Regions from separate parts of the Homo sapiens genome. Here region 1 is linked to region 2. Evidence: chromatin loops called from intact Hi-C (ENCODE). Cell type or tissue: right lobe of liver. All regions are shown on one strand. Each heading gives the region's core, and the rest is flanking DNA. Links, peaks and the distances in the headings are about the cores only. Region 1 overlaps LIPG (lipase G, endothelial type). Region 2 overlaps LOC105372112 (a long non-coding RNA gene).

What was found. Hi-C counts contacts between places; a loop is a spot of excess contacts. Peaks named below come from ENCODE experiments on the same cell type or tissue, not always from the same donor. Only the 100,000 strongest peaks of a DNase experiment are listed, where the experiment ranks them.
Region 1: it touches region 2 in a loop (2.2-fold over the local background); 7 of 110 quality-filtered maps call a loop at or near these places.

What each region holds. Positions count from the first base shown.
Region 1 is chr18:49,567,259-49,582,276 of GRCh38, reverse strand. It overlaps LIPG (lipase G, endothelial type), which reads right to left. Exons shown (of 10, transcript NM_006033.4): 3 at 14,656-14,835; 4 at 12,729-12,840; 5 at 6,687-6,908; 6 at 620-862. Among named protein-coding and RNA genes, the nearest start is that of LIPG, 13 kb to the right of the region's middle. In right lobe of liver, for the core only: no CTCF peak of the experiment used is centred there; no DNase peak of the experiment used is centred there.
Region 2 is chr18:49,620,345-49,635,362 of GRCh38, reverse strand. The region is part of intron 1 of LOC105372112 (a long non-coding RNA gene); the gene reads right to left. Among named protein-coding and RNA genes, the nearest start is that of LIPG, 66 kb to the right of the region's middle. In right lobe of liver, for the core only: a CTCF peak has its summit at 5,967 (motif pointing right); DNase peaks (open chromatin) are centred at 3,622, 4,882, 6,032, 7,042 and 1 weaker place; H3K27ac peaks cover 6,762 bases.

The DNA of each region.
Region 1 (15,018 bases), core at 3,336-11,335, 54 kb after region 2:
AGATTTTAGGGCTGGTGTTCTTTTGGTTGAGCCCAGCCTGCAGCCCCCATCTGCTCTTGTTCTGTCCAATGCCATAAGAGGCCACTGCAGTATGGAAGGAGCCCTGCACTTGGGAGTTAGATCTTTTGAGGATTTTCACTTAGCTACTTTCTAACTACGTGCCCCTGGATTAAGGACCAAGGTATTAACCTCTCTGAGCCTCAACTTCCTCATATGTAAAATAATACCCACAGTACCCAGAAAACCTTGTGATTTTACAGCACATTATAAAAATGTAACATGTCATTTTGGTCCCCTGTTCATCTGCCTCAGGTTTCTTGTGATGATCAAATGAGAAAACAAATATGAAACAGCTTTGAAAGTTAAATGCAAGATAGAAATTTAAGATATTGATATTGTGATCATGGACTGATAGCCACATCACAAAAGGGGTCCACACTGTTTATTTTGTAAAGATTCCCTTTCCTAGGACATGCACAGTGTAATCTGATTTGCAACGATTTGATTGGATTGTGCTGGCCACTTCTCCTGGGCTAGGATGTGCCCTGCTCTGCAGCATGGTATTAAGAAGGAGGTATTAAGGGCCTTCCTCAGGGACACTCCAGGGACTGAAGGTTACCTCTGAAAGGCATGCCTGCCCGGGTTTTTAGGTACATTTTGCTGTTCCTCTTGTTCCTCATTTTCTTGGCATTGTAGCCAATGCTATTACAACGGTTCTTGCGGCAGCTCAGACAGATCCCCTTTTTGAAGCGATTGGAGTCAGTGCACTGGAAGGCAAAACTCGGCTTGTCCTGATTCACCAGAGAGTCAACAAAGAGGTGGACGGCTCGCTCATGCTCACATTTTACCACCTCTGTGATTGCTGGGGGTGGGAGAGATAAAAAGCATGCAGGATGAGCCCTTCTTGATGATTAGACACTCAAATAATAAATACTGTACTCCTCAACAGTGATAGCTGTTTATTGTTGCTGTTAGTATTTTCATGTAATTCTTTTGCTTGTTTATTTGTGTTGAGACAAGGTCTCACTCTTGCCCAGGTTAGAGTGCAGTGGGACAATCACGACCCCCCGCTCACAGCAGCCTCAACTTCCGAGATTCAGGTGATCCTCTCACCTCAGCCTCCCCAGTATCTGGGACGACAGGCACATGACCACCACACCTGGCTAATTTTTGTAGTTTTTGTAGATACAGGGTTTCACCACATTGCCCAGGCTGGTCTTGAACTCCTGGGTTCAAGCAATCTTCCCACCTTCGCCTCCTAAAGTGCTGGGATTACAGATGTGAGCCGCTGCACCCGACCTGTGTAATGCTTCATTAATGTCCAGCAAGGTGCTAGGTTCCCATTAAGATGTAGAGGAATTTAAGGCCATTCATGCTGCCTAACTGTTCACTCTCTTGATGGGAAGACAGCACGAATACACACAAAGCAATAAAGAGCAAGAACGCCCATATAATAAGTGCTAAGTAGGGTGATGCAGACCAGCTGTGCAGCAGGAGTCACTACCTCCTAATAGGGCTATACAGCCACAGAATGCTGCAAATGGATCAGATCCTAAACATCATCTCACGCAGGGCTCAGCAAAATATGGCTTGCAGGTTTGCTACCTCTTTTTTTTTTCTTTGCTTTGTTTTGTTTTTGTTTTATAGACAGTGTCTCATTATGTTGCCTGGGCTGGCCTCAAACTCCTGGGCTCAAGTGATCCTCACCTGGGCCCAAGCAGTCCTCCTGCCTCAGCCTCCCAAATAGGTGGGACTACAGGTGCACCACACCATGCCTGCTGGCCACCTGTTTTTGTAAATAAAGTTTTATTGGAACAGTCACCCTCATTTGTTTATATATTGTCATGGCTACTTTCATGCTACATCAGCAGAGTTGGAACAGAGGCAATACGGCCCACAAAACCTAAAACATTTACTAGCTGATGCTTTAAGAAGATGTTTGACAACCTCATTCTAGTCTAATCCCTTCAATTAAAGATTATGACCCAAAGGTCCATAGGGGTGAGGTAATCTGCTCAGGGTCATAGAGACAGTTGGTTACAAAGTTAGGCATACAATTTGGATTTTCTGGCCCAAATAATTTCTGGGATCTTACAAAAAATTTGGCATAACCAACCCCAACCCTGCCTCATTGGCACCAGCAGCCTTAAGAAATGCTATCATCCAGCCGGGCAGTGGCTCACACCTGTAATCCCAGCACTTTGGGAGGCCAAGGTGGGTGGATCACCTGAGGACAGGAGTTTGAGACCAGCCTGGCCAAAATGGAGAAACTCCACCTCTACTAAAAATACAAAAAATTAACTGTACATGGTGGTAAGCACCTGTAGTCCCTGCTACTTGGGAGGCTGAAGCAGGAGAATCACTTGAACCTGGAAGTGGAGGTTGCGGTGAGCAGAGATCACACCATTGCACTCCAGCCTGGGGAACAAGAGTGAAACTCCATCAAAAGTAAAGTAAAGAAAAGAAAAGAAAAGAAAAGAAAAGAAAAGAAAAGAAAAGAAAAGAAAAGAAAGGAAAGGAAAGGAAAGGAAAGAAAGGCCATCATCCTATATTCTGAGGAGGGAGTAAAATCCCCTTGCATGGACCTCCAAACCCTGCAGAGCTACTTGGATTAAACCGGGAGAGGGAAAGACTGAGCATCAGGGCAGGACATGTGGAGGGCACAGCATCAGAGTGGAGAGAGCTGCCTGGGGTCAAGACAGGAAATGCTGTCAGCAGCCAAGGCAGTAAAAGGATAAGAAACCCCCCCAAAATTGGTCACTGCCCTACACCTCAGTTTTAGCAGCAAATTCAGTTCAGCCCAAATCTGCTGAGAATAAGCTCAAGCATTCAGAAGATAAATTTTGGAGCCAGGTATGGTGGTTTGCGCCTGTAATCTCAGGCTGAGGCAGGAGGATCATTTGTTTCCAACCTGGGAAACATAGTGAGGAAGAAGGAGAAGAAGAAGAAAAATGTTAAGTGAATGGAAAAAACTTAAGTGAAATGGTTTTGCTTCTTTAAAATGTTACCAAAAATTAAAATAGAGTGTATCCGGTGAGCCCTCTCCCTCTCCCTCTCCCTCTCCCTCTCCCTCTCCCTCTCCCTCTCCCTCTCCCTCTCCCTCTCCCTCTCCCTCTCCCTCTCCCTCTCCCTCTCCCTCTCCCTCTCCCTCTCCCTCTCCCTCTCCCTCTCCCTCTCCCTCTCCCTCTCCCTCTCCCTCTCCCTCTCCCTCTCCCTCTCCCTCTCCCTCTCCCTCTCCCTCTCCCTCTCCCTCTCCCTCTCCCTCTCCCTCTCCCCACGGTCTCCCTCTCATGTGGAGCCGAAGCTGGACTGTACTGCTGCCATCTCGGCTCACTGCAACCTCCCTGCCTGATTCTCCTGCCTCAGCCTGCCGAGTGCCTGCGATTGCAGGCACGCGCCACCACGCCTGACTGGTTTTGGTGGAGACGGGGTTTCGCTGTGTTGGCCGGGCCGGTCTCCAGCCCCTAACCGCGAGTGATCCGCCAGCCTTGGCCTCCCGAGGTGCCGGGATTGCAGACGGAGTCTCCTTCACTCAGTGCTCAATGGTGCCCAGGCTGGAGTGCAGTGGCGTGATCTCGGCTCACTACAACCTACACCTCCCAGCCGCCTGCCTTGGCCTCCCAAAGTGCCGAGATTGCAGCCTCTGCCCGGCCGCCACCCCATCTGGGAAGTGAGGAGTGTCTCCGCCTGGCCGCCCATCGTCTGGGATGTGAGGAGCCCCTCTGCCTGGCTGCCCAGTCTGGAAAGTGAGGAGCGTCTCCGCCCGGCCGCCATCCCATCTAGGAAGTGAGGAGCGCCTCTTCCCAGCCGCCATCACATCTAGGAAGTGAGGAGCGTCTCTGCCCGGCCGCCCATCGTCTGAGATGTGGGGAGCGCCTCTGCCCCGCCGCCCCATCTGGGATGTGAGGAGCGCCTCTGCCCGGCCGAGACCCCGTCTGGGAGGTGAGGAGCGTCTCTGCCCGGCTGCCCCGTCTGAGAAGTGAGGAGACCCTCTGCCTGGCAACCACCCCGTCTGAGAAGTGAGGAGCCCCTCCGCCCGGCAGCCGCCCCGTCTGAGAAGTGAGGAGCCTCTCCGCCCGGCAGCCACCCCATCTGGGAGGTGAGGAGCGTCTCCGCCCAGCAGCCACCCCGTCCGGGAGGGAGGTGGGGGGGGGTCAGCCCCCCGCCCGGCCAGCCGCCCCATCCGGGAGGGAGGTGGGGGGCCAGCCCCCCCGCCCGGCCAGCCGTGCCATCCGGGAGGGAGGTGGGGGGGTCAGCCCCCCGCCTGGCCAGCCGTGCCGTCCGGGAGGGAGGTGGGGGGGTCAGCCCCCTGCCCGGCCAGCCGCCCCGTCCAGGAGGTGAGGGGCGCCTCTGCCCGCCCACCCCTACTGGGAAGTGAGGAGCCCCTCAGCCCGGCCAGCCACCCCGTCTGGGAGGGAGATGGGGGGGTCAGCCCCCCCACCCGGCCAGCCGCCCCGTCCGGGAGGGAGGTGGGGGGGTCAGCCCCCCGCCTGGCCAGCCGCCCCATCCGGGAGGGAGGTGGGGGGGTCAGCCCCCCCGCCCGGCCAGCCGTGCCATCCGGGAGGGAGGTTGGGGGGTCAGCCCCCCGCCTGGCCAGCCGTGCCGTCCGGGAGGGAGGTGGGGGGGTCAGCCCCCTGCCCGGCCAGCCGCCCCGTCCGGGAGGTGAGGGGTGCCTCTGCCCGGCCGCCCCTACTGGGAAGTGAGGAGCCCCTCTGCCCGGCCACCACCCCGTCTGGGAGGTGTGCCCAGCAGCTCATTGAGAACGGGCCAGGATGACAATGGCGGCTTTGTGGAATAGAAAGGCGGGAAAGGTGGGGAAAAGATTGAGAAATCGGATGGTTGCCGTGTCTGTGTAGAAAGAAGTAGACATGGGAGACTTTTCATTTTGTTCTGCACTAAGAAAGATTCTTCTGCCTTGGGATCCTGTTGATCTGTGACCTTACCCCCAACCCTGTGCTCTCTGAAACATGTGCTGTGTCCACTCAGGGTTAAATGGATTAAGGGCGGTGCAAGATGTGCTTTGTTAAACAGATGCTTGAAGGCAGCATGCTCGTTAAGAGTCATCACCAATCCCTAATCTCAAGTAATCAGGGACACAAACACTGCGGAAGGCCACAGGGTCCTCTGCCTAGGAAAACCAGAGACCTTTGTTCACTTGTTTATCTGCTGACCTTCCCTCCACTATTGTCCCATGACCCTGCCAAATCCCCCTCTGTGAGAAACACCCAAGAATTATCAATAAAAAAAAAATAAATAAATAAAAAATAAAATAAAATAGAGTGTATCCATGCTATGGAATATTACACAGCCTGTAAAAATAATGTTAGTAAATCTGTGTGCTCTGATATTTAAGAATATCCATAACAGCAAGATGCAGTGGCACATGTCTGTAGTCTCAGCTATTTGGGAGGCTGAGGCAGGGGGATAGCTTGAGCCCAGGAGTTCAAGGCTGTAGTAAGCTGTGAATAGCCACTGCACTCCAGCTTGGGCAACATAGCAAGCTTCTGGCTGGGTGCAGTGGCTCACACCTGTAATCCCAGCACTTTGGGAGGCCGAGGCAGATGGATCACCTGAGGTCAGGAGTTTGAGACCAGCCTGGCTAACATGGTGAAACCCCATCTCTACTAAAAATACAAAAAATTAGCCGGGGATGGCATGGTGGTGGGGGCCTGTAATCCCAGCTACTGGGGCTGAGACAGGAGAATTGCTTGAATCTGGGAGGCAGAAGTTGTAGTGAGCTGAGATCGCACTACTGAACTCCAGCCTGGGCAACAACAGCAAAACTCCGTCTCAAAAAAAAAAAAAAAAAAAAAAAAAAAGCAAGATTCTGTCTTTTAAAAAAAGAAAAGAAAAAGAATATCCATAATATATTATTACAGGAAAAAAAAGAAAGTTGAAAAAAATTAAAATAAAAATAAAGTTGCAGAACAATGTGATTTGGGGGAAAAATATGCATGCAAATAATTTGCAAAGAAAAAAGACTAGAAGGATACACACAAAAGCATTCATACTGGCTACATCTGAAGAGTGGAAGTAGGGGTGGGAGTGGGAGCGCACTTTTGCTTTATTCAAGTCTATAATGCTTGATTTCTTGTTCAACAAATGTGTGTATTCCTTTTGTCATAAAAAGAAATTAATCAGCCGGGTGCGGTGGCTCACACCTGTAATCTCAGCACTTTGGGAGGCCGAGGCAGGTGGATTACTTGAGGTCAAGAGTTTAAAACCAGCCTGGCCAACATGGTGAAAACCCATCTCTACTAAAGATACAAAATTAGCCAGGCATGGTGGCACGTGCCTGTAGTCCCAGCTACTCAGGAGGCTGAGTCAGGAGAATCGCTTGAACCAGGGAGGTGGAGGTTGCAGTGAGCCGAGATTGCACCATTGCACTCTAACCTGGGCAACAAGAGCAAAACTCCCTCTCAAAAAAAAAAAAAAGAAAGAAAAAGAAAAGAAAAGAAATTAATCAATAACAACTGTGACCTTAAAGCGTGAGAAAGCAAAGCAGGAACCACTGGGTTGGTTAGTCTTGGGGAACAATGAGAAATATTAAATACAGCATTGGAGGCCTCTGTGGTGGGAGGTGAGAATAATGAATAAATAGTGCCTGCAGTGCTAAAGGCTCTGGCTGATTTAGAAGGAGATGGAATAAACTGAGTCAAACACAAAGCAGAAAAGAGGGAACTCACTTCCATATGCAATTGATCCCAAGACATCGTTGAGTCCACAGCCTGGCTGGAAGTCACCCCCATTGGGGTAGATGTCAATGTGGCCCACAGGCATCTGAATACCAATGCTCAAGCCGAAGGAACGCGTGTAGGTGTGGAGGACATCCACAAAATCTGCATCGTCCGGAGAGAGCCTCTTGTGGATGTCGGCCCCTTCAAACATGGGCCCGGCAGGATCCAAACCTGCAGCAGAAGGAGGCCCCAAAACAGCTGTGGTGTCAGGTGCACCTGGTCAGTGAGTCCTGATTACAAGTTAAGTCTGAGTGTGCAGAATGAAGATGACTTCTGAGACCAGCTGGGAGAATCAAGACATGGAAAGCATGGAAGAAAATAAGAAACCCATTTCCATATGCAGTTGACCCCAAGACATCATTGCAGAAATTAAATCCTACTGTTATGGAATTTATACTTTCTTCTGAAGCCTTCATGTATCCCGTCACCTCAGCCAAACCCCGTCAACTAGCCACAAGTTTCGCTGCCACACAGCTCCAAGGAACTGCTCCTGTTAAAACTGAAGCAGTTCTAGAAAGAACTCAGACTGCCTGAAACTAAGCCATTTGTCCCATTCATTCTGCCACTGAGCATCTTTCATGTCCTTAATTGTAGCAGAATTTTTACAGAATAACTAAGCTGCCTACATCCTTCTGGAAGGAGAATCCAGTCTCCCCAAACGGAGCTATTTGTATCTGAATTTATTCTTCTTCCTTTAATCAGGCCCAGGGGTGGAATGGTGAGAGAGAAGAGGACACCCAATACACTGAGAATCCATACATCAGGCCTCCAGAATTCCTCTATTTTGCAGCCACCGTGAGAAAACCTTTCCGCCTCCAAACATTTTGTGTTGAGCAGGCAAGCAGCACTGTTGAGAGCACTGGTTCTCATATTTGAAATTGGGAGCTTGTTAAATTTAAATTCCACCATACAGCTACAAAAAAATCTGGAAGGACACACAAGCAACTAGTTACCTGTATGCGTGTGCGTTGGGGGAGAGAGTGGGTAAGGGAAACGGACAGGTAGCAGAGCAGTAAGAGAGACTTTCACCATCTTTTGATTTGAAAACTGCATTAATGTAAAACCATTCCAAAAGAGAACTTGCAAAGTATAAAATGCAGATTCCCAAGTGCCTGAACTCCTAGTGGGTAGATATGAATTATGGCACATAGAAATAGATATTTATTCCCCGGATGATCCTAAAAGTAGGTATTCTGTGGGCCAAATATTGAAAAACTTCCCTGTGTTTCATTATCATTTATAAAATGGAACCTGAATTTATACCTTAATTCAAAGTCCACGTGAGATCTTAAGAGACTGAGTGCCTGTCAGTATTAGCTACTATTACCAAGCCCAAGTGATTATGGGAACCAGATTTATCCCAACCAGAACAGCTCTTTGCCCCACAGACACACAGGAAGGACCTGGAGAAAGTTAAGGGATGAAATGTGCCAGGAAGGAAGGGCCGCTGGAACAGTGGTTCACCACTACAAGTGGCTTTGCCCCCCAGGGGACATCTGGAAATTCCTGGAGACCTTTTTATTGCCCCCATTCTGATGGAGAGAGTTGCTAGCATCTAGCAGGGCCAGGCCAGGAATACAGCTAAACATTCTACAGTGCACAAGTCAATCCCAACACACACACACCCCACACCAAAACCTTACCTGGCCCCAAATGTCAATATTGCCTAGGCTGAGAAAACCTGGCCTCGAAACACCAAGGCTGGGAGGAGATGTGACCAACAAGAGTCCTGAAAGGAGGACATGGTTAACGACCGTGTTCACCAGACCACAGCACATTAGAACCAGGGAGCCTATCAGGAGACTTGAGATGGTAGTTTCAGGATAAACAAGAGGCAGAGCTACCGTCTAGAGTGGACGGTCAACTTGCAGAACTCATTACTCATATGAGAACTGGTAGAGGCTGAAACGCTAAATAGTTTCCAAAAATTTAGATAACTTTTTTTTCTTTTTTTTTTTTTGAGTTGGAATCTTGCTCTGTCACCCAGGCTGGAGTGCAGTGGCACGATCTCGGCTCACTGCAGCCTCCGCCTCCTGGGTTCAAGCGATTCTCCTGCCTCAGCCTCCTGAGTAGCTGGGATTACAGGCATAAGCCACTGCACCCAGCCAAATTTAGATAACTTTATGTGCAACCAAGACAGAAAGGGAGCCCAGGCTGCTTGAGAGTTTATCCCTAGCCCAGGACCCAAAAGAAAGATGGCACAAAAGCAGTGTGCTCCCAGAACAGCCCACGACAACCCATTTCAGAGGCCGCAAGGACCGCAGTACTGACACAGCGGCCTCTCCCTGCCTCTCACCATGTCCCCTGGAGGAAAGAGAAAGAGAGCAACATTCTGCTTTGCAATCAATACAAGAGAGAGGCTCTTTACTTGGTGTGAACAAAGGTCCCCACCAGACGGTCAGTGCCATGGAAACCAGGCTGTGCTGGAGGAATGCAGGCAGCTGATGGGGTTTCACAGGCTGGCTGGCAGGCAAGGCTGGGCCTTCACCTACCCAGCCAGAGCCTGCCTGCCCTGCTCTGACTGTCCCTGACACATATCTGTGGCCCACAGATTCAGGGGTACAGTGGCACATTTAACTTTTTTAACTAGGGATGAATGACAGGGAGAACTGCCTCCTTAAATAAAGAGGAGATAGAGAACCTCCGCCGCTTCTTCCATTCAGTCATAGACTCCTCCAAAGTTGCTTTGTCCAGCAAATGGAGCACACACACATGCACACATGTAAAACTTCCAGGGCTGTGCATTCTGGCCCGGCAGGGCAGGGCCTGCTGTAGTTCAACGGCTACTTTTTTTTTTTTTTTTTTTTTTAAGACAGGGTCTCACTCTGTTGCCCAGGCTGGAGTGCAGTGGCCCAGTCTCGGCTCTCTGCAACCTCCACCTCCTGGGCTCAGGTGATTCTCCCACCTCAGCATCCCGAGTAGCTAGGATTACAGGCATGCACTACCATGCCTGGCTACTTTATCTCTGTCCACAGAAGAGAGGCAGCATGGCACAGCAGTGAGGTGCATGGGATCTGGAATCTGACAGCATGGGTTTGAGTCCCAGCTCTGCTACTTATAGGGCCCAGGATATTGGGCCCTTTACTTAATCACTGAGTCCTAGTTTCCCCCTCCGTAGAATGTTCAGGGTTGCTATGTGGTTCAGAGATAGCATAGAGTAGCTGTCATATATGAGGTGTTTTTTGTTTGTTTGTTTTTTATTTTTTATTTTTTATTTTTGAGACAGAGTCTCACTCTTGTCACCCAGCCTGGAGTGCAGTGGCGCAATCTCAGCCCACTGCAACCTCCGCATCCTGGGTTCAAGAGATTCTCCTGCTTCAGCCTCCTGAGTAGCTGGGATTACAGGCACCCACCACCATGCCCGGCTAATTTTTGTACTTTTAGTAGACATGGGGTTTCATCATGTTGGCCAGGCTGGTCTTGAACTCCTGACCTCAGGTGATCCACCCACCTCGGCCTCCCAAAGTGCTGGGGTTACAGGCGTGAGCCACTGCGCCCGGCCACGCCCGGCCACACATGAGGTATTTGACATTAGCTAGCATCTAGCCTGCACATATGGACACATTTCTTGAATAAATTCATCTGCTTGCTTACCTGATTATAGCAAACAAGGCACAGGTTCAACTATAAATATATGACCTCTTTCCTAGTATCACAGGCTTCTCTCAGAAGCCTAAGAAAGTAAAACTCTAGCAAACCCCCATCCACACCCTCTGGTCCAAGCAAGATTGGGGTTCAGATATACCCTTGCAAGGCCCAGGCTAAGGACTGCCTGGTGGCCTTAGCATAGTGGCATCACTGGACGCAGGACCCCATGCAAGTCTCAATCTGTCCTCTTACCAGTTGCGATCACCTTGTCCACAGGTCCATGAGAAGTCTACCAAGGGGAAAGGAGAGGACGCAGCCTCCCCCATCAGACATACACAACAGCGTGTGTCAGGGGTGCTGCTTGGCAACTGGACAGAGGCCAGGCCCCTTCTCTACAGAGAAAGGCCAGAGGGAAGGGACCATGCTCAGGGCATGTGGGCATCATGCTCCATGCAAACATCCCAGAGCACTAATTAGCATTCTGCCTGGCTCTCCTGCCACCCTCAGGAGAAAAGCCCTCACCCCAGCAGATGCCACTCAAACAGGCAGGGGGAAAGAACTGGAAAGTTCCCTCCCTAGCCCCATCTCATTTCAGATTTAGAAATAGAGAAAGGCAAGATGTGCAGTTTGTCATCGTTACTGACATTCTGGGCCTGGACTGTGGTGTGTGCTACAATTTGAACTCAGGTGCCTGGATCTGAAACATCACACCTCTCATTCAGGGGCTAGGAAGAGGCGCTCAGACAATGGAACCCGAGTGGCTTCCAGTCAAACTGCTTTGCACCAGCAAGGGGTTAATGAGCAGTCATGGGTGGCCACACAATCATAGCCCGCTTTGGGCAGCTCAAGCCCCACAGTCTTGGAAATCAAAAATAAAGCTCTCAAGCTGGGATGAATCAAGTCATTGGATCAACAGGCATGTGTGTGCATGCATGCTCATGTGTGTGCACGCACATACTAGACTCAAGCCCAGGGACAGGATTCAGGAGAGCCAGGAAAACTTCACAAATATTCTTTTTAAAATTCTACCATATCAGCTTGTCACTGAAATCTGAAATTCTACCTTTACCAAATCGTTATTTAGCTAAGGACTCTCTTCTACCTGAGTTTTGTTTTGTTTTTTGAGACGGAGTCTTGCTCTGTCACCCAGGCTGGAGTGCAGTGGCACAATCTCGGCTCACTGCAACCTCTACCTCCTTGGTTCAAGCGATTCTCCTGCCTCAGCCTCCCAAGTAGCTGGGATTACAGGCACCCGCCACCACAGCTGGCTAATTTTTGTATTTTTAGTAGAGACAGTGTTTCATCATGTTGGCCAGGCTGGTCTTGAACTCCTGACCTCGTGATCCACCCACCTCGGCCTCCCAAAGTGCTGGGATTATAGGTGTGAGCCACCACACCCAGCCTGAGTTTTGTTTTAAAATGAAAACACTGCAGGGAAAGGAATTGTTCAGATCTATCCTTCTAGGTGATCACCCTTAGAATCTTGGGAGTAAGGGGGAAGCTAGGGGTAATTTTAAATAAAATAATGCTGGAAGAAGGATAGAAGTTCAGGGCAACAAATTTACCATTAATTGTAGCATAGAGGAATCTCTGTGTATATACTTGAGGGGCCCAAAAATGAGAAAGAAAACCTTTTACACTTTTCACAATCATTAAATGATTTAATCCAAACTCTCATGTTAAAAGCTCACTAAGATGCAGTTTTCAACATGGAAAATTCAATTTTCTGTTGACCCCCTGGGGACCAATATCAGAAAGGTTCCTTTTATTACAAAGTTGAACCACCCTTTCCAAATTGGTAGCTCTCATTCATAAATATGCTACCTTAACATGGGAAAGAGGCTATTGGGAGACAAGATAGAAATCAGAGGCAGAATTCAAACTAAAATCTACTATTCATTCTTTTCCCCTGAGTCCTTGGGTGGAGACCTGAAGGGAACACCCAAAAGCTTTGGGGCCAGGGCTCTATCCAGCTTCCGCTCTTGAGTTATTAGCTGTTTGCCCCTGGGCAAGTTGTCTCACCTCTCCGTGTTTGTTTCCTCACCTATTGGACCAGGCCTATGGTTTTCAAACTGTGTTCCCTGGTGCTCTGAGACTCTGAGATGCCTATAGGGAAGGGGAACGCCCACACTGGCAAGGCTAACACAAGCCGCCATATACCCACCCCACTTCACCCACAGCACCCCCCTTTCTGTGTCTCATATACTGCGGGCCTATGCGAGTTCAATTTGGAAAAAAAAAAAAAAGTTTCTTGTGACTAAAAACGCTTGGGAAGTTTTGAATTAGATGCTTTCCAGGTTCCTTCCAAAGCTAACTTTCTATGACTCACTCTGCTGCCTCATTTGGGAGCATTCCGGCTTAGCGCAGCTGAGGGAGCCCTTTAGTGATGGAAGTGGAGCTCACCTGTGATTCGGCCCACCGTTCCTTTCACGAAGTTGCCTGCATACCCGGCCACGTGCGCTCCGAGGCTGTAGCCGATCAAGTGGACATTCCCGAGAGAAAAATCGTCCTTCTCCTATAGAAAGTCACCAAAGTATGTGAGCAGAAGAGCAGGGTCCAGAGCCCCCAGAATCACCAGCAGTTCAACAACTCAGTCACGGAGCAGGAGGAGATGCAGGGGCCGTGGGCACAGAGACTCCCCAGGGCCCCACTGGCTTTGCTGGTGATGCTACATGTGTGGGTCACAGCCAGCTTAGGGGAGGCCAAAAGGACTTGGTGGCACTGCAAATGCCAAGTGTGGGGACAGGGTGGAGGGTATGACTGGAGGCTGCATATGTGGCTGTTCCCTACACATTTCCTGTTCTTTCTGGCAGTATCTAAGAGAGGGGAGGGTGATGGTGAGGAGGTCAAAGCTGCCGTACTCACTGGAGACTGCAGTGCCAACCACAGCCCTCAGCAGAATGCCCTCTGCCTGCCCTCTAAGGCCTGACCTCCACCCAGCCCCAGGAGCTGCCAACCTCCTCCTCACAAGCCCATGTGGGACCCCAGACTTGACGCATTGTCCCCTGTCAGAGCACTCATCTGGGGGGTAAGGAGGTAACCCCATGGCTCGGAAACCAAACTCTATAGAAGAGCTTAGGTAGAGGACAGAGGGACTGCTCGAGAATCCTGACCAGAATTCTGCCAGAATTCATCCCATTCCATGGGAACAAGGAAGGCCAGGCCGGAATTGCCCAGATAATGGTGCCGCTTTGACAGTGTACCCTGCCCTGCCTTCTCCCAGCTAAATCCACTGATCTCAGGCAGATTATTAACCTATTAAAAGTAAATAGGCTGGGTGCGGTGGCTCACGTCTCTAATCCCAGCACTTTGGGAGGCCGAGGCAGGCAGATCACCTGAGGTCAGGAGTTAGAAACTAGTCTGGCCAACATGGTGAAACCCCATCTCTACTAAAAATACAAAAATTAATTGGGCATGGTGGCTCACACCTGTAAAACCAGCTACTTGGGAGTCTAAGGCAGGAGAATTGCTTGAACCCAGGAGGTAGAGGTTGCAGTGAGCCAAGATCATGGCACTGCACTCCAGCCTGGGTGACAGCGAGACTCTGTCTCAAAAAAAAAAGTAAATATAAGACTTCAAGATCTGTTTTCCACACTTCATATTATAAAAGAGGTATCAGGCAGGCTGGGCACGGTGGCTCATGCCTGTAATCCCAGTACTTTGGGAGGCCTAGGCAGGCAGATCATGAGGTCAGGAGATCAAGACCATCCTGGCTAACACAGCGAAATCCCATCTCTACTAAAAATACAAAAAAATTAGCTGGGCATGGTGACACAGGCCTGTAGTTTCAGTTACTCGGGAGGCTGAGGCAGGAGAATCGCTTGAACCTGGGAGGTGGAGGTTGCAGTGAACCAAGATCACACCACTGTACTCCAGCCTGGGCAACAAAACAAGACTCCATCTCAAAGAAAAGAGATATTAGGCTGCATTTTTGAAATAACCCCCTCCCCACCCTCAGCACAGCCATGCTTCAGAGACAAGAGCAGTCTTTGTAGGAATTTCAGATCACAAGCCTGGCCTGGTTCCTGGCCATCCCCAACCAACCTAAGGGCATCTGTTTCTAAGATCAGGAAGAAACAACCCATAAGGCCAATTTTCAGCAAATTAAGTAACAGGAAAAATCCAGAGATCTATCAATAATTAAAAGGCTCTCAAAAAGTCCCAGCTTTCAAGTATTCCAAACAATACTTAATTCAATAAAACTTTTAATCTCAAAGATTTTTATCAGACTCCAGAAGTTCATGGCAACAGATGCATGACCTGCATTTCTTAAGAAGATTGGGTTTGAGATCCTGCTGGTGACAGGAGACTCCCTCTCATCCCCCAGTACCTGCAGCCAGTCGAGCATCCTGGCAATGCTGTGTCCCACCACCCTGGTATTATTGACCGCATCCGTGTAAAGCTGGTGGGCCAGGGGGAGCCAGTCAACCACAACTACATTGGCGTCTTTCTCTCTTGTGTGCAGGGCTGACACGAGTTTGTGCAGCCAGTTTTCAAAGATACCGCTCATCTGCAGAGAAAAGTGGAAGTTGTTTTTTATTCTTGGTTTCAGAAATCCTAAAAAATATGGAATTCCTTTCTATATGACCCTCTTCCCAATTAATTTTTTTTTTTTGACTCAGGGTCTCACTCTGTTGCCCAGGCTGGAGTGCACTGACAACAATCTCAGCTCATGATAGCCTCCAACTCCTGA
Region 2 (15,018 bases), core at 2,574-10,573:
ATTAGAAAGTCCAGAAATAGACCCAAACAAATATGGTCAGTTGATTTTTTACAAAGGTATGAAGTCATCTCAATGAGAAAAGATGATCCTTTTAGCCAATGTTGTCAAACAATTGGATGTCCATATGCAAATGAATTAACCTCAACCCATGCAGCCTACCTTATTCAAAAATTCACTTTAAAAATGAATCATATGCCAAAGTATAAAATCAAAAACTATAAACCTAAAATTATAAAACACAGAGGAAAACATACAAGAAAATCTCCATGACTTTGTGTTAGGCAAATATTTCTCAGGTGCTGTATCAAAACTATGATCCAGAGAAGACAAAAATTGTTGTTAGACTTTACTAAAAACTTTTTAAAAGCACACTTAAGAGGATGAAAAAAAAAACAGGCTACACACTGGAAAATAATATTTGCAAACACATAAATAACTTGTATCCAGGTTACATAAAGAATTCTCAAATAAGAAAACAAGCAGTTGAATAAAGAAAAAAGGTAAAAGGTTTGAAAAGAATCTTTGAGAAAGAGAAGAAACATAGATGGCAATTAAGCACAGGAAAAGATGTTTGATGACACTTGTCATTAGGGAAATTCAAATTAAATCCACAATGAGATACCAGTAAACACTAGGATGGCTAAAATCAAAATAACAACACCACGTGCTATCAAGGACACAGAACAACATGTACTGCTGGTGGGAATTCAAAGTGGTACAGCCATAGAAAACAGGTGGCAGTTCCTTGTAAAATTAAATATATACTTAGCATACAACCCCGCAATCCTATTTCTAGAAATTTAACCAAGAGAAATGAAACCATACATCCACATAAATAAACTTTACATGAATGTTTATAGCAGTTTTATTTTAAGTGTCAAAAAATGGAAACAACACAAGTGTCTCTCAACTGAGGAATGGATAAATAATCCATTAGTACATCCATAGAGTAAAATACTAGTCAGAATAAAAGGAAACAAATCACTGATATTTGCAACAATGTGAATCGTTTTATAAATGAATGATATGGATGAATTTTGTTATGAATGAATGAGTCTTGTTGTGGATGGATCTTATCATGCTAAGTGAAAGAAGCCAGACTCAAAAGTCTACTCTGTGATTCCATTTCTATGACAATCTAGAAAAGGCAAAACTATAGAAACAGATCAGTGGTTTCAAGGGTGGGAGATGGAGAAGAAATTGACTACAAAAAAAAAAAAAAGTAACTTTCTGAGGTTATGGACCTGTTCTGTATCTTGATTATGGTGTTGGTTATGATCTGTATGTGTCTGTGCAAACTTGCAGAAATCTACATGAACATGGGTTAATTTTACTGTACCTAAATCGTACCTTCATGCATTCCCTTTAATCAGAAATCATGTATGGGAATCTATTCCATAGCATTAAAAAGCACCAATTGCCTGGGCATGGTGGCTCACGCCTGTAATCCCAGCACTTTGGGAGGCCGAGGCTGGTGGATCACTTGAGGTCAGGAGTTTGAGACCAGCCTGGCCAACATGGTGAAACCCCTTCTCTACTAAAAATACAAAAATTAGCTGGGTGTGGTGGTGGGCGCCATAATCCCAGCTACTCGGGAGGCTGAGGCAGGAGAATTGCTTGAACCCAGGAGGCAGATATTGCAGTGAGCCGAGATTGCTCCATTACACTCCAGCCTGGGCAACAAGAGCGAAACTCCATCTCAAAAAAAAAAAAAAAAAAAAAAAAAATCAACACAGAAGCATTGTTTATATTGCATAAAACAGAAACCAGTCTGATGGCCTATCAATAGAAACCTGTTTAATAAATGGTGGTGTAGCCATTTCAAGGAATAGTATTTAGCCATTTAAAAAGGCATACTATTTATGCCAGTTAACCTGGAGGGATTTTAATATGACATTGTTATGCAAGAATAGCAAGATACAGAAAGTCTATATAGAATGATGTTATTTAAAAAAAAATACACCACCATGAGTTAACCTATAGATGAGTTTGTATGATTGTGTGCACATGTATGAAGAAAGGTGTAGTGGGATGGGCACTAGTCTGTTAACATTGATGACTTGAGTTGGGGAGCTGGGAATAGAGAGTCAAGGTGAGTTTGAAAGAAAGGCGGGAGGGAATGGAGGGAGGTCAGGCTCAAAGGATGAAGGAAGGAAGAATGCCTAGAACTAGCCTGAGATTAGCTGTGACTACAGACCTCTCCTTCGCTGTGTTCTCTCCCCTTATTGCTGAGACTTTTTATCAATATCTCAGTCCCACCAGGAGAGGAAGAGAAAGGGATTTCAAAACTTCTCCCAAGGACCTGCAGCCTTCCTACCGCACAAGGGGCTGGGACTGGCATCACTCAGTTCTGCATCCCAGCCAGGATGTAGAAGGAAGCGTGTCTCTTTGCTGTGGGCTGTCTTCCCCCACTCCAGGACAAGGCGAACATCGTGGGGCTGGTGGGAGAGGACCACAGGCAGGAAGAGTTTGGGGAGGAGAGGCAGCTATGAGTAGAGCTGATGTCTTCTTGAGGACAGGAAGCAGTGAGGGCTGCCGAGGCAAAAGCCTCGCTTTCAAAGAAGCTGGAGCAGAGCCGGAGTCATTCTCTGATGAGCTCTGGACACAAGAGTCAGCCAACAAGCCCTGACACTCCCTTACCGTGCACTTAGCTCTGCACGAGTTGCTAAGGAGGAAATATGAGAAAATAGGTCTCATCCACCAGGGAATGGATCTCACAGGATTTACACTTTCATTCGCGGGACAAGAGTATTGCATTTAAAAAGTAAAGAGCACTCAAAGAGTGTTTATTAATACAAATGGAGCTCAGAAGAGAGGGGCCAGGCACAGGAATTTTTGAACTAGTGCCCATGCCCCTCTTTTGTCTTTGCCCTTGCCTTCCCCAGCTCTCACAGGTGGTGGCTTCAATTTCCTTGCCTGGGAGAATTTTGCAGCGGGGTGTCTGAACTTTCCAAAGTTGAGGAGAACGGGACTTGAGGAGTGGGATGTTCCTAGACTAAAATCAGTAATTAGGGAGTGGCCTGTGGGTCCCCAAATCAATAGAAACTTACAACCTGCTCCCCGAAAGCACCTCACACTGAGAGGCTCTCAGAAGGAATGGCTTTTATGGCACAGCAGGGAGGCTGGACCTTGGGCACTGGGCTCACCACAGAAGCCCGTAACTCAAAGGTGACCAGCAAGACACAGCACAGTAGATCCACAGAGGCCACACCTGCCAGGCAGGGGCATCCTCCACTGTGACCAGTAAGGACCCATGGCAAGAGGGGCTGGGAGCCTTTAGCCAACCCAGTGGGGGACCAGAGGGTGACCAAAGAAAGACCTGGGTTGAATTTCTGGACAGCCCAGTATGATGGGGATGTGAAGTCAGCATTGAGCCATTTTACAGAAAAGGAAGAACTATGGTATTGCTTGGGTACTCCAGTTGGTGAACTGAGCATCTTTGCAGTCTTCCGGTCCCAAGAGATCTGGAGGTGGGGATTATGGATGAGGTGGGGTTCAGTCTGACCTTGGGGACAATAACCAGGACTGGGGACAAAAGTAGGGACTAGAGTACAGAATGAGCAAATGTGATCGCCCAGGGGAGCAGGGAGCATGTGACAGGGACAGTGAAGAAACAGGCTTGGCTGGAGCCCAGGGTCCAAATCAGGGAGCAGAAAGAAAGCTACTTTCAATGTCTGTCTTCCTTATCATCAGAACACATCTATCACAGAACACTTGCATGCACAAGAGGTCCGGCTGCCTGTGAGGTCGTAGAGGAGTGAAATGCATGGCTGTGCCTTCCGTGAGCTCATGAGGTGGTTAAGATGATACACGCACATGCAAACAAGCACACCTAAGGCAGAGTGCTGCAGGAAGGACAGAGATCATTCGTGTGCGAGTGTTGATCCAGCCAGGGCTTCTTGAGAGTCTTCTTCACACCATACCAACCACTGCAGATGCAGAGGTGATTAATACAAGGCACCACCCTGGAGAAACGCCCAGAAATCACTCCCAGTGGAGGCAGGTTTCCTAGAACTGGTCCTAGAATGTGTGGCGGGATTTGGTGGGCATCCAGGGAGAAAGCGAGTGCTCCCCCACCTTCGGTACTAACGGCACATGGGGTCAAAGGCCTGGGGAACATCCTAGGTGAGTCAGGGGTGAGGTGGGCAGAGAGGGGGCCAGTCTGAGCAGAAGATCCAAGGGAGAGGAAAGGCAGAAGGGGCTGGAGAGGACAGTTGGGAGGAGATGACAAAATGTCCTGGATGGCACCCGAAGGCCTCTGGGCTTTACGCTGTGGGCCCCTGGAGCTACTGAGGATTTCTGATCTGCAGTGGGGCCTAAATGTGCCCCCACAAAAGCTCCTAACACTTCCAAGGTGAGTGGCAAATGGGACTGGGTGGGGCTGGAGTTTCCACGTGGGGAACGTGTCCCAGCAAATATCATATGTAGCCTGGTTATCTAGTGGCCATCTCTGAGTAGCCTCCCAGACATCCTGCCAGCCATGGACACCAGTGAGAGCCTGAGGACTCTGAGTCCTGAGGGAGCCCACTGTCCTCTGCAATAGGCTGATTTCAGGCATTCCTTTCTCCTTCCAGTCAGACAAGAAAAGATAACAGAGGGTCCCCATCACGGCAGCTTCTGTCCCCATTGTCACCTGAAAAGGGGAGAGTGATGAACCCCTGGGGCCCACAATAAATCTAAGTGCACTCCATGAGTCCCAGGATTACTCAGATGGAGTCTGGGCCAGCTAGGCCTGGTTGACCATCAACTTAACTGCAGGATGCACAAAATGTATCTTCAGGTGCCTCAGGTAAGGAAGGGTGTGGGGGTGTGTGTGTGTGTGTGTGTGTGTGTACCCACAAGGCTCCTGGTCACAGGGTGTTGGGTAATCCAGTCCTGATGCCCAGCCCCACAGCAGCTAAAAGATTGCAACAGGCATTGCCTTTGGATATGCCAGCAAGCAAACTCTCTGCAAGCAGGTCATTGTCCCCATGAACTCTGATGTCATGAACAAATTGCACCACATACTCCCTCTTCTCACAGAAAGTCCTATACAGCTGAAAGAAACCAAACACCAAAAGCAGCCTAGACTTTAGGCTGTGCAGCCATTCTCACCAACACTTAGGTACCCAATAAATGTGTGTTGATTTAATGGTAAAGGGGTAACAAAAAGACCCACCCCAGGGAGTTCTGTAGGACATGCCAGGGCAGAGGAGCTTTCCACACCTTACCTTGGGATGGTGGTAATGGTGGTAGAGGTACTGGTGTTGATGGGAAGAGACAGAAGTTGTGGATTTGCTAAATCAGAATTTGCAGGTTTGGGTTTGCTTTTTTAGGAGCAAAAATTAAAAATTTTAAAAAGCATAGGTTTGCTTTCTTGATGAGAATGAATGGATGAATAAAATAAAGTAGGAAAGAATTTCCAGGCCATTAACAATTAGGCATTAATATTTTCAAAAGCATCCCAGGTGAAGTCAAAGACTGAGAACCAACTGCCCCAAGGGAAGAGTCTCAAAGAGGAGCTTGTTTTCAAACCGAATTACATGCCTGGAATCAATCGATCAACCATTTCTGTAGAACCCACCCTTGAGCCACCACTGCACCCCAGATTCCTGCCTCTTTCTATGGGCTCCATTCCACATCACCCCCTTAAGTGCCCTGCTGCCCATTTGACTGCCAATCCCTTAGCACTTTCTTCCAGCCTCAGGTGTGAAAAACCTACGATCACTACCCACTGTCTAGACCCCACCACCTCCCACCCTGCATGCTTTGGGATCCTCCCCTGACTGCAAGAGGTAAGAAGAGTTTTTCGTTTTGTGTTTGTTTCCCAAGCATACAGGCAGCCAGAAGTAGGGAAAATAGGAGCATATTCAACATGCGACTGCCAGGTGCAAGGGCGAGCACCCGTTGGACCGCCGGCTGAGTACAGCCCTGCCAGGGCACCCTGCACTTGGAATCCTAAAATGCAAATTTCCCCTGTGGCAGCCCTGGCCTCTCCTGCAGGGGGCAGCCACTCTGGAAGGAAAGATGAGATTTAAATTGGTAATCAAGCACTGTACCAAATTGGACTTTGACCTTGTTCAGAATTCCACTGGTCCATGTTCCCTGACCCCCCTGCCCCCTGCTTCTGCCCAATTGTTCCCTTGAGTAGCTGCCTGCCATCCGAGGCAGTCAGGCGGGCTGTCGCCAGCTGCTCCTCCCTGGCTGCCTTCCACCTGGCCAGCTCAGAAAGCAGTGGAAATCAAGAAGCTTTGCCTTTCCAGCTTCTCTTGCTACTTCTGGGCCGGAACCAAGACAAGAGTGGTTTGGATGGGGCCTCGGCCCCGCCTGGGCCTGCTCATAGGGCATGGGAAGAGGGGAGTGCAGCCTCAGCACGTCCGTCACTCTCAGTGCATTCTTGGTTACCAGAGCAATTCCCAGACAAGGCTTGGAATGGCCAGCATGGCCCACCGGCCTGCTGCATCCAGGGCAGCAGCACAGAACCCACACTGATTTCTTCAAGCTCCCTCCACTGCCCCAGAATGCCCTCTGCTCTCACTGCAAAACACCGAGGTTTTGCTCATTTCTTGTGTCTGGAAGGTCTTCCATGTTCTCATCTACATGTCTAAATCCTACCCTTTCTTCCAGGGCTGGGAAACCGCTTGCTTCCTAGAGAGCACCTACCCTCTCCTATAGCCCCACCATTCTTCTCTTACCTCCTCAATCCATGATTCAAATCAAGTATCTGGGGCATTTAATCTTATTTGCCTTGTCCCATTGTTTCAAGTCTCATCTTCCCAACAAGATGGTAAGCTCCCAGGGACTGTGTATTACCTAGATTGGCACTGAGTAGGCCTACTAGGAATTAATGAATGAAAGAATAAATGAATGAGTAAACAGAGTGCTTTGGTCATTGAAATGCTTCCTTTATAAGCCCAGGAATTCTTCCCACCAAGAGAGCTAGCTCTTCTTTGCGTTGGCTTTCCTGGAGACCAAGCCTCTGGTGGAAACTGCCTTCAGTGCCTCCCAGGAAGCCAGGAAATGTCTCACCAGGAGTAACCAGTTAGCCAAGCAGCTGGACTTCTGCCAGTGTGCAGGGCACTAGTGAGTGCAGGGTGCATCTCCTGCCCTCTTTGATCTAACTGGGATGATAGAATGTGCTCACATGAAGCTTTGGTTTCCTGTCAACCTGCAAAGTCATGGCCATGATATGTAAATGCTGAGAGCAACAGGGTATAAGAGGGGCCTGAGCCAGGCCGTCTTAATCAGAGAGCACTCGAAGGACATAGCAAAGAGAGCTGTTGAGTGGAGGCAAGGAAGAAGCCCTCTCCTTCCTCCTCCCCAGCTAGATTCCTTCCCTGTCTACTTCCTCCACTCAGGTCAGCAAGATTCAAAGGATAGGGCCAGGACCAGGGATAAGATTGAGGATGGTCTGGAGGATGGCTGATTGACTCAGGGCATTAATCTAGGGGGCCAGGACCAGGGATTGGCCACATCAGAATGCAGGGTAGCCCCCACGTGTTCACTATTGATCCAAAAGGGGAAACAAAGAGAAAGAGGCTCAAAAAGCCAACCGAGGATGGGTGCAGTGGCTCATGCATAATCCCAGCACTTTGGAGGGCTGAGGTGGAAGAATCACTTGAGGCCATGAGTTAAAGACCAGCCTGGGCAACATAGTGAAACTCCATCTCCACAAAAATCAAAATTAGTCAGGTATGGTGGCACACACCTGTCGTTCTAGCTACTCGGGAGGCTGAGGTGGGAAGATCACTTGAGCCTAGGAAGTCGAGGTTGCAGTGAGCCATGACCATGCCATTGCACTTCAACCTGGCAACAGAGCAAGACCTTGTCTCAAAGAGAGAGCGAGCGAGAAAGTGAGAGAGTGAGTGCACGAGAAAGAGTTACAACACCAAAAGTACAATCTATTTTTTAAAATTGATTAATTGGACTTTATAAAAAATAAAAATAAAAGTCAGCAGGATAGAAGAATAGACAGGCAGGAAAGAAGATGTGGAAAGACAAGTGAGGTGTGAGCTGTTGCATTTTTGACACAGGGAGCCGGGGCTGGTAGGGCTGTTACTGACCTCTGTGCACATGACTTCCTTCTTCAATCTCGGAAGGAAGTCAGGAGCCAGGGGCCACGCTGGGGGCAACCCAGGCAAGGCGCATGCTCTGCAATGCCCCCTTTGTGCCATTACACACCTCTGTCCTCCCTGTGGCAAGGGCAGGAAGCCCTTCAGGTGACAAGAGGCCCATGCTTGTCTTCTGAGGCAAAGGAGAGGGGACTTGGAGCACAGAACATCAAGGGAAGAGGAGTGGGCAGGGACTGGCCTAGAGGCAAGCATGTGGAGTGGGCAAGGCGTGCCTGTGGGCCTGGAGAAACAGGGTTGAGGAGGCTTTCTGGGGCACCCCTAGGGACAAAAGGCCCCCGAGTTTTTCCTCAACAGTAAATCCCCCAAGGCACGGTGTGGGCCCTTCCACCCTGGCTCAGAGCCCTTCCCACTGTGTAAGCAGCGTCATCTGTCATCAGTGACTGAGCTGAGTGCCAGTTCTGCTCCTTTTATTACCCATGCATTCCCAGGAAGGGGCAAGGACCCGAAGCAGAAAGCAGCCCCTGTGGGCTGGCACTGTGGGCACACCTCACAGCTAACGCGGCACCTTTCTTTCCAGAGGATTTTTTTTTGGGGGGGGGGACAGAGTCTTGCTCTGTCACCCAGGCAGGAGTGCAATGGCATAATCTTGGCTCACTGCAACCTCCGCCTCCCAGGTTCAAACGATTCTCCTGCTTCAGCCTTCCAAGTAGCTGGGATTACAGGAATGCGATACCATGCCTGGCTAATTTTTGTATTTTTAGTAGAGATACGATTTCACCATATTGGTCAAGCTGATCTCGATCTCCTGACCTTGTGATCCAACTGCCTCAGCCTCCCAAAGTGCTGGGATTACAGGCGTGAGCCACCATGCCCAGCATTTCCGGAGGAATTTTATACAACCCCCTGTAAGACCACCTATCAATGGCAAAACTGTTGGTCCACAGAGCACGTGTCCAGGCCAGAGACAGCCCCACCTCTGGGGTGCACCTTTTCCTTTCATTTCCAAATGTCCCCCAAGGCCATGGAAGGGCTCTGCTCCCTCCAACAAAGGAACAGCATCCCAAAGCCCGGTGCACACACAGATGAACTTCCTCTCCTATGCAGCCTGAGACGTGGAAATGAGGAAAGCAGTGATTCTCAAAACTGGCAGGGAAGGGCTGTGGGAGAGTTTCATTCATTGTAGGGAGGGTGGATCTGAGAACTGTACACTCTTGAGCATGCACACACGTACGGGCACACACACAGAGCGTAGCGTGGCAGCTGAGAAGCAGTGGAGAAGCACAGAGAGGGAACAGAATGGGGGCCAATTTGGAAGTTGATGTATCCACCGCCGATCACTTCATGCTGGGTTAGAGCTGTGGTTCCTGTACCTGGCTATGTGGCAGAATCACCTGGTGAGTTCAGTAAACATGCAGATTCTCAGGCCACACTACAGTCCTACCAAGACACAACCACATGGGTAGGGAAATGTGTGTGTGTGTGTGTGTGTGTGTGTGTGTGTGTGTGTGTGTGTGTTTCACAAGCTCCCCTGGGAATCGGATGCCGTGTTTCCCTATTCCGAGTTCAGAATTGCTGGATTTAGGTGAGGTTGCAGGCAAATCCGCAATGCTCTTGTTCAGGCCACGGGCCGCCCTCTAAGGACACACTCTGGGCCCAGAACACAGACTGGGCAAACTAGATTCACTCCCAGAGAAGCATCGTGCAGCCTGAATTCCTGCTGTCACGCTCTTGGCCACACTAGCTGGTCACCTTTGGCCCAGATGAATCAACTTTCGCTATTCCATAGGACCTCTCTTCTAGCACTTTGTTGTTTATTTTCACAAGATCAAATATTATGGATATTTAATGATGGAAATCTGAATGCTATTCTCATTCCTGTTTAATGTGTTTGCCCATGAACCTCACCTGCCAGAGGTAATGTGGAAATCCGTCACCCACTGGCTCATTCAAGACAAGCCTGGGGTCATTAAACCATGACCTTATTTTCTTTGGAGCTTCTATTTGCCTAAATTCTTCTACCTTCTGCTGCAAAGGGATTTGAAGAGTGAGGCTTAGACCAGTACCCCTGGGCACAACAGCTGCGCAGAATGAGACAGTGCCTTTGTTTCTCTGTTTTTTTCTACTTAAGCTAAGACACAGTCACAGAAGAAAGAGGATAGCATCTGTGTGGGCTGGAGCCCAGTCCTTGTGATTTACCACTGAGGTCTCGCTCAGGAACAACCCTGGGTCTGAGTCACACGTGGCAGGGCCTTTAAGAGGAGAAAAAATAATTCCTGAAATGAACAAGTTTACATTTTGGCCAGGGAGGCCATGCCTCCCTGAGAGGGAAGCACTCCCTCTCACCCACAAGGTCAGGACTGGTCGATGATGGAAATCGGTGAGAGAGGTTGTGAAGCTGGAGAACATGGAAACGAAGGTTGGGGCCATCCCAAAGTGGGTAGTCAGACAGGAAACTTTATGCTGGGTCTCTAAAGGGCTAAACCCGAGCGGAAAGGTGGAACAAGAAAATATCTGTCCCACAAAGTGAGAAGATTACTTGTCTCAAACTTGGTGCTGAGTCAAGGGGAAACTGTCTTCCCTGAGAATGTGTAGGGAAGGAAGGATGGGCAGAAGGAGGTCAGAAAACTGATACCTACTGAGTGCCCTTTATATGACAGGCACTCACACCACACTACCATAGTTAACCTCACAGATTCTCCCCATTTTTACAGAATAAGAAGCTAAGACAAGAGAGCAGAGGCTTATGGCGTGAGATTGCAGATCCCAAGGTCACTGGCATCATCTAAAGTGAAGAGCTCTGCTCAGACTCTGACTTCTGCTGTCATCCAATGCCCAGAAATGGCCTCCATGTACACCCCTGGAACACGCCTTCTTTCCATTCATCTGGGGCATACTTTGTACTCAGAGACACCCACACCATCGAGACCTTTTGCTCTCACAGTGGGACAGAGTAACAAACCCTACACGGCCTGTCCAGCAGTTTCTGTGTTGCTGCTGTCAGGAACACAGATGTATCTGAGGCCAAGTCCGTATTCTCCGTTAGCTTTTTTTTTTTTTTTTTTTTGAGATGGAGTCTCACACTGTCACCAGGTTGGAGTGCAGTGGCGTGATCTCGGCTCACTGCAACCTCTGCCTCCCGGGTTCAAGCGATTCTCCCGCCTCAGCCTCCCAAGTAGCTGGGACTACAGGCGCATGCCACCACGCCCAGCTAATTTTTGTATTTTTAGTAGAGGCAGGATTCCACCATGTTGACCAGGGTGTTCTCAATCTCTTGACCTCATGATCTGCCCACTTCAGCCTCCCAAAGTGCTGGGATTACAGGCATGAGCCACCGTGCCCAGCCTCTGTTAGCTTTCCTTGTTATCCACGATTCCGCTTTCCATGGTTTCTAAGATCCTCCCATTGAGTACCTGAGGTCCACCGTGGTCTAAAAATATTAAGTGGAAAATTTCAGAAATAATCCAAAAGTTTTAAATTTCTCGCCCTCTGAGTAGTGTGATGAAATCTCACACCATCCTGCTTCATCCCACCTGGAACATGAATCATCTCTTGTCCGGCATAGGCTGCCCCCTGTTTTAGTCACTTAGCATCAGGCTCAGATTGTCTGGGTAGCAGTCAGATCTTATCATATCACTGTGTCAGTATGAAGTATCAGTGCTTGTGTTCAAGTAACCCTTCTTTTTACTTAATAATGGCCGGAAAGTGCAAGAGTAATGATGCTGGCATATTAATTGTTCTATTTTATTATTTATTGTTATTAATCTCTTGCTGTGTCTAATTTATAAAGTAAACTTTACCATAGGAATGCATGTATAGGGCTGGGCACGGTGGCTAACACCTATAATCTTATCACTTTGGGAGGCAAAGGTGGGAGGATCACTTGAGGTCAGGAGTTTGAGCCCAGCCTGGCCAATATGGTGAAACCCCTTCTCCATTAAAAATACAAAGTTAGCCAGGCATGGTGGCAGGCACCTGTAATTCCAGCTACTTGGGAGGCTGAGGCACAAGAATCCCTTGAACCCGGGAGGTGGAGGTTGCAGTGAGATTGTGAGATCATGCCACTGCACTCCAGCCTGAGCGACGGAGCAAGACTCTGTCTGGAAAAAAAAAAAAAAAAAAAAGGAATGCATGTATAGGAAAAAAATCATATATAGGGTGTGGTACTAACCACAGTTTCAGGCATCTACCGAAAGTCTTGGAATGTGGATCCCCCTGAGGATAAGGGGGGACGGCTATAGTCACAAAGTTAAAGAATCTCAGTGCTGAAGGGGATCCCAGTAAAGCTCATCTGGTCCAAGCTTCTGTTTTCTCCGGGGGAACTGAGGTTCTGAGAGAGGATGGAGTCCCAGCATAACCTGACAATGCAGAAGTCAGGACTAGATGCCAAGGAGTGCATTCCAGGCAAGAAGGTTGTGAGAGTGAGTGTGCATACGTGTGTGTCACACACACTGAAGTTGGGGGAAGGTCAGGGGCCAGAGCAGGGGTGCTGTGGCTGCAGACAAGTTTAAAATAGGGAAGGGCCTGGGAGAGCACCAGGTCCCTGAGTGAGTTGTTCAGAATGGGTCCATCACGTTTGCAGGGAGCTTCTAAACACATTTGGCCTGAGGCGTGGCATGAAGAGGTCTTATAACTGTGTGAAGGAACATTGTGCAGAAGAAAAAGATGCGAAGGAAACCTCCTAAAAGCCAAGCCTTGGGACAGAGGTCTCTAACTGGAGACATCAATTAGGAGACGCGATCCAGGTTAGAGCCAGAGGGGATGCATTACCAAGTTCCACTAGGAAAAGGTAACTGGGATCAGAGAAGAACATGGGGGGAAAGGTGGAAGGAGCAAGAACGCATTAGTAAAGGAGAGGCCTTACAAATGATGTAAGGGCTAAAAAAGAATACAAACATAAAAAATAAATAGAAAGGTAGAGGCCACAAGCCAACCTTCCAAGGAGTCATCCCAACTGTTCAAAACCAGGAACAGCAAGGAGCCATAGAGAAGCCAAGAAGCCATTCCGCAGCCTGTGGTCACAGCCACCAGAGCAGCCTGAAGGCCCACGTGGCACTGCAGCTTCCAAGCTCCCGGCTGGGGGTGAGGTCAGTTTAGCCTATGTCACTGCTACAGCCTCTCGCCTCCTTTCTCCCCAGCCTGCCAGGTCCTCTAGGGTCTGTTTCCCTGAAGCTTTGTGCTAGGAGATGGGGAGCATGGCGTCCACCCTCATGAGGGCTACAGAGCCCCGCCCGGCGGTGGCAACATTCACACACCCAGCCCTTCCTTAAAAACCCTCCCTCCTTGCCCAGCCCTCCCCTCAGTCACCACTTCTTGTCAGGGGACTTCAGCTGTTAAATCAACTCTCTGATGAGGTGCCCGACCCAGATCTAATCTCAGGAAAAGGTCAAGATGATTTTCCTGTTTGGGTTCAGCCCCAAGGGCATTCTTGGAGAGGAATCTGCCAGCATCCTGCCTTGACAACCGTTCATTATTACAAAGTCGCAAACATGAATAAAACATGTTCATTTCTAAAAGAGAAAACCTGCTCCGTCTCATGCCTCTCTCCTCCCTCCCCCATTTCTCTCTCTCAATCTCTCTCTCTCTCTCCTTTCCAAACCTGCTCTCAGAGGATGGGGAAGAAATCATGGGTTCCAAGGAGCGTCCTGTACTCATCAGTCACCACACAGAGACAAGCACACACTTCAGTCACAGACTCCTTCTGGCTTGAGCTGCTCATTGAGGCACAGGAAAGGGAGAGGGGGGCACACTAAGTCTCACCCACTCAGTTTAGGTGTCTGGAGACAGCTGGGTTGAGCTCAGGAAAGATGTCCAGTTAGGAATGAGGGATTGGTGGTGGTTTGTATATTATGTTGGAGAAACAGCTGAGAGTGAATGTAGGAAAAAGAGAGAGAGAAGAGAGTGTTTAGGATGCAAGAACAGAGCCTGGTAAAGGAGACTGAGGAGAGGAAGTTGGAGACCCAGGAAACCACGAACAGGTGTGGATCACAGACCGTAAGAATGGGATTTTTTTTTTCTGAGAAACAAGAGGTCACCCATTGTGGAAAGCAGTGTGACAATTCCTTGAAAATCTAAAAGCTGAACTACCATTTGACCCAGCAATCCCATTACTGGGCATATACTCAGAGGAATATAAACTATTATAAAGATACATGCACACGAATGTTCATTGCAGCACTATTCGCAACGGCAAAGACATGAAGTCAACCCAAATGCCCATCAATGATAGACTGGATAAAGAAAAGGCGAAACCTGGGGGGTAAGGTAAAAATTTTTTTTCAAAAAAAAAAAAAAAAAAGAGAGAAAATGTGGTACATGTACACCATGGAATATTATACTATGCAGCCATAAAAAATGAAATCATGTCTTTTGTGGGAACATGGATGGAGCTGGAAGATGTCATCCTTAGCAAACTAAAGCAGGAACAGAAAACCAAATTACCACATGTTCTCACTTATAAGCGGGAGCTAAATGATGAGACCCCATGAACACGAAGGAAACAAAAGACACTGGGGTCTACTTGAGCGTGGAGAGTGGGAGGAAGTGGGAGGAGGGAGAGGGAGGAGGGAGAGGAGCAGAGAAAATAACGATTGGGTACTGGGCTTCATACCTGGGTGATAAAATCATCTGTACAACAAACCCCTGGGACAAGAGTTCACCAATACAACAAACCTTCACATGTACAAAAAAGAGGTCAAGAGAATTGTCTTGACCTCTGTCAAGAATCTATCTAGAAGGATGAACATTGGCCCTACCCACAGGCATCTTGGCACCTCACTGAGAGCAGTGTTGGTCCTGAGGAGAAGGACAAGCCAGACAGCTGTGAGTTAAGGCAGGAATGAGAGGTAAGGTAGTGTGGAAAGGGCAAGTTTAGAAAACACCTTCCAGAAGGTATGAGAAACAGAAAGGTAGCAACATAGGGCTGTGAAGGCAAGGCAGCGGGAAGGAAGTTTATTTATTCATTTTTTTA